Regions from separate parts of the Homo sapiens genome. Here region 1 is linked to region 2. Evidence: read pairs that join two places in POLR2A ChIA-PET (ENCODE). Cell type or tissue: GM12878. All regions are shown on one strand. Region 1 overlaps RBPMS2 (RNA binding protein, mRNA processing factor 2). Region 2 has its middle 31 kb from the start of ANKDD1A.

Evidence for each region. ChIA-PET counts read pairs that join two places held together with the same protein. Peaks named below come from ENCODE experiments on the same cell type or tissue, not always from the same donor. Only the 100,000 strongest peaks of a DNase experiment are listed, where the experiment ranks them.
Region 1: POLR2A ChIA-PET joins it to region 2 with 6 read pairs; 4 of 35 experiments call an interaction of 5 or more read pairs at or near these places.

What each region holds. Positions count from the first base shown.
Region 1 is chr15:64,751,777-64,755,776 of GRCh38, forward strand. All of the region lies in intron 1 of RBPMS2 (RNA binding protein, mRNA processing factor 2), which reads right to left. Among named protein-coding and RNA genes, the nearest start is that of MIR1272, 8.7 kb to the right of the region's middle. RefSeq lists enhancers at 2,900-2,959, 3,000-3,179. In GM12878, no CTCF peak of the experiment used is centred here; DNase peaks (open chromatin) are centred at 1,845, 2,165 and 3,295.
Region 2 is chr15:64,878,659-64,882,658 of GRCh38, forward strand. No RefSeq gene overlaps it. Among named protein-coding and RNA genes, the nearest start is that of ANKDD1A, 31 kb to the right of the region's middle. In GM12878, no CTCF peak of the experiment used is centred here; no DNase peak of the experiment used is centred here; H3K27ac peaks cover 591 bases.

The sequences.
Region 1 (4,000 bases), 130 kb before region 2:
AAGGCAAATTAACATTGTTTCACAGCACTCAATTTCTCAAAGCCCTTTCCTTTCTCTGGGTACATCCCAGAGGCATCGTGCTGCGTCTGCCGGATGCCTCTGCACACAGACTGAGTCTGCTGGTGAACAGAGGCAAAAAGAAAGCCCTGTTTGATAAGGGTACAAACCCAGCCCAGCATGCCTTTTTTTTTTTCTTTTTTTTTTTTGAGACAGAGTCTTACTCTGTTGCCCAGGCTAAACTGCAGTGGCGTGATCTCAGCTCACTGCAACCTCCACCTCCTGGGTTCAAGAGATTCTCCTGCCTCAGCCTCCTGAGTAGCTGGGATTACTGGGGTACACCACCACGCCATGCTAATCGGTATGCCTTTTCAAACCAAAGCCTCCTCTAAAAATCTGAAGAAAGCTGCAGTGCCTGACCCCCCAAAAATGTACATGTAAAAATGTATCTATTTTTTTAATCCATTGCACCACTGGCCCCTCAGACAAAAAAGTATCTGTTTTCTAGATGATACCCATGGCCTCCTGGTAGAGAGCCTCCAGTCTGGTCGAGGGGAGGAGCAAAGATGTAAAGGAAACAGAGTCCCATGCCCACTATCCCCTGCAGTGATTTCAACAGAGGGCCCGGCACTTTCTCATCCATCTCCTGCTCCTACACGAGATGTGGGACCTTCAATGTCAAGAAACACCTTATACTCCTGCCTCTCTGCCTGCTCTTAGCATGGTGATGGTACTAAATGTTGACTGAACAGGGTAATGGGTAAACAGTCAAAACCATTATGCTGAGTTTTGAAGAACACGCTAAGATCTTGCCAGCTTCAGGTGAAGCATTTGATGCTGTGAGTTTTTTTTTTTTTGAGATGGAGTTTTGCTGTCACCCGGACTGGAGTGCAGTGGCGCCATCTCGGCTCACTGCAACCTCTGCCTCCCCGGTTCAAGCGATTCTCCTGCCTCAGCCTCCCATGTAGCTGGGATTACATGCATGCACCACCATGCCCAGCTAATTCTTTGCATTTTTAGTAGAGATGGGGTTTCACCACATTGGTCACGCTGGTCTCGAACTCCTGACCGCAAGTGATCCGCCCACCTCGGCCTCCCAAAGTGCTGAGATGACAGGATTGAGCCACCGTGCCCGGCTGATGCTGTGAATTTTGAGCATTGCCCCCAACATGGTTACAAGCCAGATCTAAACACTAGGTGTCCATCCTGTGACTGTAGCCACTGCTGCTATTTAAACGCTGCTGGCACCGGATGCTAAACTAGCAAGCCCTGATCAGCCAAAAATTGTGATGGGGAAGGGGAGACTTTCCATAGCTTAGATCCATTCAAAACATTTTTTGAAACCGTGGCTTCCTGAATAATGAAAAATGTGAACAAGCAGAGCGTCCCTACACGCTTGACTCCTGCTCTGGGCCACATCTCCTCCTGCGAAGCCAAGCACAGGTCTTCTGAACTCACCGCTGCAGATTTTAGAAGTTCACATGCCTCACCCCATCACGCGGCCATTCTTGAAAGCATTAAGTTGCCCTACAGTGGGCCACATCCCCTTCTTGAGAGGTACCAAAGAACTTGCTCCGCTCTCTAGTGATGGCCCGCTGACCCCAGACAACAGCCTTTCTGAGACGATGGCTTTTATCAGTGGCTTGTCTCAGGAAGCTGGAGCAATGTTAGGTAAAACTACACCCAATGCACCCAGAGAACTCAACAGAGCCAAGAATGTCAAAGGAAATCAGCCAGGATAGCTGCTGGTTACTGGTGTCACCACTCCCACCCACGCAAGAATGACTCTCAGCCACGGTGAAGACAAACTTTGTCTCTTAAACTTTGACTCTCAGCCATGGTGAAGACAAACCTCACGTGAGCTTTTGCCAAGCCCATTCAGCAGAATCTCGGGCCGCTTGGGACGCATCTTCTCCCTTGGGACACGTCTTCCCCTCAGTAGAGGCACCACTATACCAGCCTCTGTGCCCGGGGTTGGGGTGATGGCACCTCACACCTCACAGCCCTGGCAGCTCATGTCCCACGGAGACACCACTCGAATCCTGCTTTGTTGTTGGCAGCATCTGGGGGTCTGGATAGCCAAGGATCCAGGATGGGTGAAACCGAGCTCCTGACCTGAGCCCAGCAGGCCTCTCTGCCCTTTGATGTAAGGGCCTTGAGGTGTGCGTGTGAATCCCCAAGCAGAAGTGACTTGTCCAAGGTCACATGGCTTGTTCTTTAAAGGCAGCAGACCTGGAACTCAAAACCCAGGCCTCGGCCAGGTGCAGTGGCTCATGCCTGTAACCCCAGCACTTTGGAAGGCTGAGGCGGGTGGATCACTTGAGGTCAAGAGTTTGAGACCAGCCTGGCCGACGTGGTAAAACCCCATCTCTACTAAAAATACAAAAAATTAGCCAGGTGTGGTGGCCCATCCCTGCAGTCCCAGCTACTTCGGAGGCTGAGGCAAGAGAATCACTAGAACCCAGGAGGCAGAGGTTGTGGTGAGCCAAGATCGCACCACTGCACTCCAGCATGGGCGACAGAGTGAGACTCCATCTCAGAAAAAAAGAAAAAAAAGGCTGGGCGTGGTGGCTTACACCTGTAATCCCAGCACTTTGAGAGGCCGAGGTGGGTGGATCACTTGAGGTTGGGAGTTCAAGACCAGCCTGACCAACATGGAGAAACCCCGTCTCTACTAAAAAATACAAAATTAGCTGGGTGTGGTGGCGCATGCCTATAATCCCAGCTACAAGGGATGCTGAGGTAGGAGAATCACTTGAATCGGGAGGCAGAGGTTGCAGTGAGCTGAGATCACACCACTGCACTCCAGCCTGGGCAACAAGAGCAAAACTCCGTCTCAAAAAAAAAACCCAAAACCCAAGTCTTCCTACTACATGCCCAGCCTGGCCCACTGCACTCCAGCCTGAGCAACAAGAGCAAAACTCCGTCTCAAAAAAAAAAAACCCAAAACCCAAGTCTTCCTACTACGTGCCCAGCCTGGCAGAGGTGATGGGTGCTTTGGGTGCTGGGAAAGGACGACAGGACCCGAGCACCAAGCCCTCTGGGTAGCCCAGGGTCTGCCTCCAACACCTCACCCCAGAGGATGGGCCAAGAGTGCAGCCACCAGCGTCCTGATGGAGGGACCTAGATCGGTACCACTCCCTTCTCTCCTCCCCTTCCTCCCCAGGAAAGCAGGACATGATTTGGGTCAAAGACCCAGACCAGAGCAGACCCACGGAAACCTCTGCTTCAGTTCTCCCCAGGGGCCACACATTTCACCCAGGCTAATTTTAAACCCTCCCTCAAATGGCTCCTTTCTGGCCAGACCTCCCCAGAGGCCTCTTAAATAGCAAGTTCTCAGCACAGAGTTTCCGCTTGGGGTAGGGTGGGGTGAGTGTAGGGGCTGTTTCCTTATCCTGGCTCAAGACTCGTTTCCAGCCAGGATTCCCTCTGGGTCCGATGACCCTTTTCCTCAGGGTTCCATCTTTCAGGTTCTATAGAGTCCAAAAGGCTACCCCACAGCTCCCATCCTGTCCCTGGCCACCTCTCAGGTGGTCAAGGCAGTCACGGATGAGCTGGTGGGCCCGTCTGCCTGAGCACAGATGCTCTGTGGGGAGCAGTCCGGGAGGCTAAATCACAGCAAGTGTGATTCCCAAACACCCGCCTTGGTTCCTACTAGATTCCAGCCACCCCAGCAGATGACATCTTAAAGCCCAGCCCCTTGTACAGACAGGGAGACTGAGACCCAGAAAGCCTTGGTGATTTGTCAACGGCACACAGCTGAGTTCACGGAGGAGCAGGGCTCCTGAGACCAGGCACCCTGACTCTGCTGTTTGTGAGGGCAGGGGGAGCGGCACAGGGCAGCCTCATCAGCGTCATGGGTGGGTAAGTGCTGCCATCCATCCACTCAGTATGACACTTGTTTAGGATGACAGCCACACCAGAGTGAGGAGGGCAGAAAAAGGGGAAACTGGCAAACCAGGAGCAGGGGAAGCGTGGGCTCCGCAGGCTGACCAGCCACATG
Region 2 (4,000 bases):
CCCCAGTAACCTACACTTTACAGGTGGAGAGGCAAGAGAAGGGACTTGCCCAAGGCCACCTGGGGTGCCTGTGGCAGGGCATCAACAAGCTCGGGTCACTGCAGCATTCTTCTCCCCACCCTCTTCCCATTCAGGAAAGAAGGCCAGTCCTGTCATTTGTGCTGTTGTCTCAGACACCAAAAGGCTGTTTTCCTTCTGTCCAGCTCAGCATCGATGCCTGGAATCAGGAAGCAGGGTGATGGAAAGTGTCCTGTCTGACGTCTTCCTGCGGAGGGGGGACGGCATCCTCACAGGCTGGGCTTCCTGAAATACAGCTGTGGCAGCAGCTTCAGGATTTGGCAGAACATTTAACATTATTATTATCATTATTTTTGAGACAGAGTCTCACTCTGTTGCCCAGGCTGGAGTGCAGTGGCGCAGTCTCGGCTCACTGCAACCTCCGCCTCCCGGGTTCAAGCGAGTCTCCTGCCTCAGGCTCCCAAGTAGCTGGGATTACAGGTGCGTGTCACCACGCCCGGCTAATTTTTGTGTTTTTAGTAGAGACTGGGTTTCGCCATGTTGACCAGGCTGGTCTTGAACCAGCGATCTACACACCTTGGCCTCCCAAAGTGCAGAGATTACAGGTGTGAGTAACTTCGCCCAACCAACAATTGGATACTTTTCAGTACTATTTGAATTATTATTATTTGCCATACACATAAGTTAAATCTATTAATAAAATAGTCAGGCCAGGCGCGGTGGCTCACGTCTGTAATCCACCTGACCTCAGGTGATCCACCCACCCTCGGCCTCCCAAAGTGCTGGGATTATAGGCGTGAGCCACTGTGCCTGGCCTAACATTATTTTTTAAAAGACCGAGTATTGGGAATAAGGTGAGGAGGGAGGAGAGATGGGGTAGATGAAAGGAAACAAACTTTTCCAGCAGAGAATAACTAGAGTTACTCTAGAAATGCTAAATAAAAAAATAGAGCATGAGTGTGTTATTTACAGTCAGGGAGAGGATTCACAGCAGTGAAAAATTATTCACTTTTTTTTTTTTTTTTTTTTTTTTTTTAGTTTCCTACACTACATGGATATAAAAATCATTCACTATTAACATAGTTACTTCTGGGTAGTGGTTCTGGAGGTAGGATAATTTAATTTTTAATTGGATACTTTTCTTTCTTCTTTTCTTTTTTCTTTGAGAAAAGGTATCTGTTGCCCAGGCTGGAGTGCAGTGCACCATCACTGCTCACTGCAGCCTCCACTTCCCAGGCTCAATCGATCCTCCCACCTTAGCCTCCTGAGTAGCTGGGACAATAGGCAAATGCCACCACATTCATCTAATTTATTGTATTTTTTGTAGAGATGGAGTCTCTATAAAAGTTGCCCAGGCTGGTCTTAAACTCTTGAGCTCAAGCGATCTACCCACCTTGGCCTCCCAAAGTGCAGAGATTACAGGTGTGAGTGACTTCGCCCAACCAACAATTGGATACTTTTCAGTACTATCTGAATTATTATTATTTGCCATACACATAAGTTACATCTATTAATAAAATAGTCAGGCCAGGCGCGGTGGCTCATGCCTGTAATCCAGCTACTTGGGAGGCTGAGGCAGGAGAATCACTTGAACCCGGGAGGCAGAGGTTATAGTGAGCCAAGATCGCGCCATTGCACTCCAGCCTAGGCAACAAGAGCGAAACTCCGTCTCAAATAAACAAATAAATAGGCCGGGCGCGGTGGCTCACGCCTGTAATCCCAGCACTTTGGGAGGCCGAGGCAGGCAGATCATGAGGTCAGAAGATCAAGACCATCCTGGCTAACATGGTGAAACCCCATCTCTACTAAAAATACAAAAAATTAGCCGGGCGTGGTGATGGGTACCTGTAGTCCCAGCTACTTGGGAGGCTGAGGCAGGAGAATGGCGTGAACCTGGGAGGCGGAGCTTGCAGTGAGCCGAGATCGTGCCACTGCACTCCAGCCTGGGCAACAGAGCGAGACTCCGTCTCAAAAAATAAATAAATAAACAAATAAATAAATAAAAATAGTGCTGAGCTCGGAGGCAGGTGGGAACTACTTTTGTCTCTAGACTCATTGAATGTGACCCAGGTAGTCCTTGGTCAGTCTAATAGGGAATTCTGTGTCAGTCAAATTTCAGCTAGACCCTCCTCCTGTCCCCTCAAGACCCAGTTAAGATTGGCTCCAGAAAATTTTTAAAAAGTGGCCCTAGACTATTCAATAAATAGAGTTAGAAATTTGGTTACCCGTTCGAAAAAGAAAAAAGAAATCTTTACCTCACACTATCCACAAAAAATCAACTCTAGATGGATCAATAACTCAAAAAGTTAAAGTTAAAACCTTTAGGCCAGGCACAGTGGCCTATACCTGTAATCCCAGAACTTTGGGAGGCCAAAGTGGGAGGATCATTTGAAGCCAGGAATTCAAGACCAGCCTGGGTAACACAGCAAAACGTCATCTCTACAAGAAATACAAAAATTAGCTGGGCGTGATGGCACGTGCTTGTGGTTCCAGCTACTCGGGAGGCTGAGGGAGGATCACTTGAGCCCGGAAAGTCGAGGCTGCACTCAGCCATGATTGTGCCATCGTACTCCAGCCTGGGTGACAGAGCGAGTCCCTGTGTCAAAAAAAAAAAAAAAAGCCCCCAAACCCAGGCATGGTGGTTTGAGCCTGCAGTCCTAGCTACTCGAAAAGGTAAGGCAGGAGGATCACTTGAGTCTGAGAGTTCGAGGCTACAGTGAGCTATGATCTCACCACTGTACTCCTGCCTACGTGACAGAGCAAACTCTTTACAAATCAATTAACAAAAAGCTAAAAATTATAATAGGAAAATTAACAAAAGATATGAATAGGCATTTCACTGAAGAGAAAACATGTCTGGCTAATAAACATGAAGACATGTTTAACTTCCTTAACATTCAGAGAAATGCAGATAAGCCCCATAGTGAATATCATTTTACATCCATTGGTTGGCAAAAGTTAAACACTTTGGGATGGGTGCAGTGGCTCACGCCTGTAATCCCAGCACTTTGGGAGGCCGAGGCAGGTGGGTCACCTGAGGTCAGGAGTTTGAGACCAGCCTGGCCAACATGGTGAAACCCTGTCTTTACTAAAAATACAAAAATTAGCCGGGCATGGTGGTGTGCACCTGTAATCCCAGCTACTCAGGAGGCTGAGGCAGGAGAATAGCTTGAACCCGGGAGGGAGAGGTTGCAGTAGGCTGAGATCGTGCCATTGCACTCCAGCCTGGGTGAGAAGAGCAAAAATCTGTCTCAAAAAAAAAAAAGTTAAACACTTTGACAGTACAAAGGGGACAAAGGATATGGACCATGAGCTCTCTTTTGCTCAGTTTTTGGGAGTAAAAATTGGCACAACTACTTTAGAAAACAATTTGACATGTTCATGTCAAGCTGAACGTATATCTAACTAGAGTGGTTGAGTGACTTGCCCAAGGTTATAGCTAGTGCATTTCAGAGCTGGGATTTGAACCAAACTGACTGGCACCAAAGAAGGGCAAAGGACACTGATGAAACACTCCCAGACACTGGGGCAACGGCTGGCCAGGGCTGGAATATTCTGTGACCCCCACAGGGGAAAACTAAGTGAAATATCTGAAAACATCACAAACATAGACACACTATCACAGCCTCACAGGCAGAAAGGGAACTTACCAGGCATCTGGCCCTGACACAGCATGAGCTCTGGAATGATGATTGCGGGTACACTGCCCTCCCTCCCTTCGTTTAGCCACTGTGCAGAGTGAACACCCACAGGTCTCAGCATGTGACTCTCTTCTGCAAGAGTCAGCCCAGTGGGGAGACAGACACTCCGGAAACCTAGATATGTGCTGGGCTGGGTGGCAGTGCCACAGCTGGGCACTTTACTCCCCAACATAAATGTAGGCATTTCTGTGTCTTGTGAGCCCATGAATCCTCATAAGACCCTGTTGAGTTGGGAATTACTGCAGAGCTGTAACAGACAGAAAACCTAGGCCCACAGACAG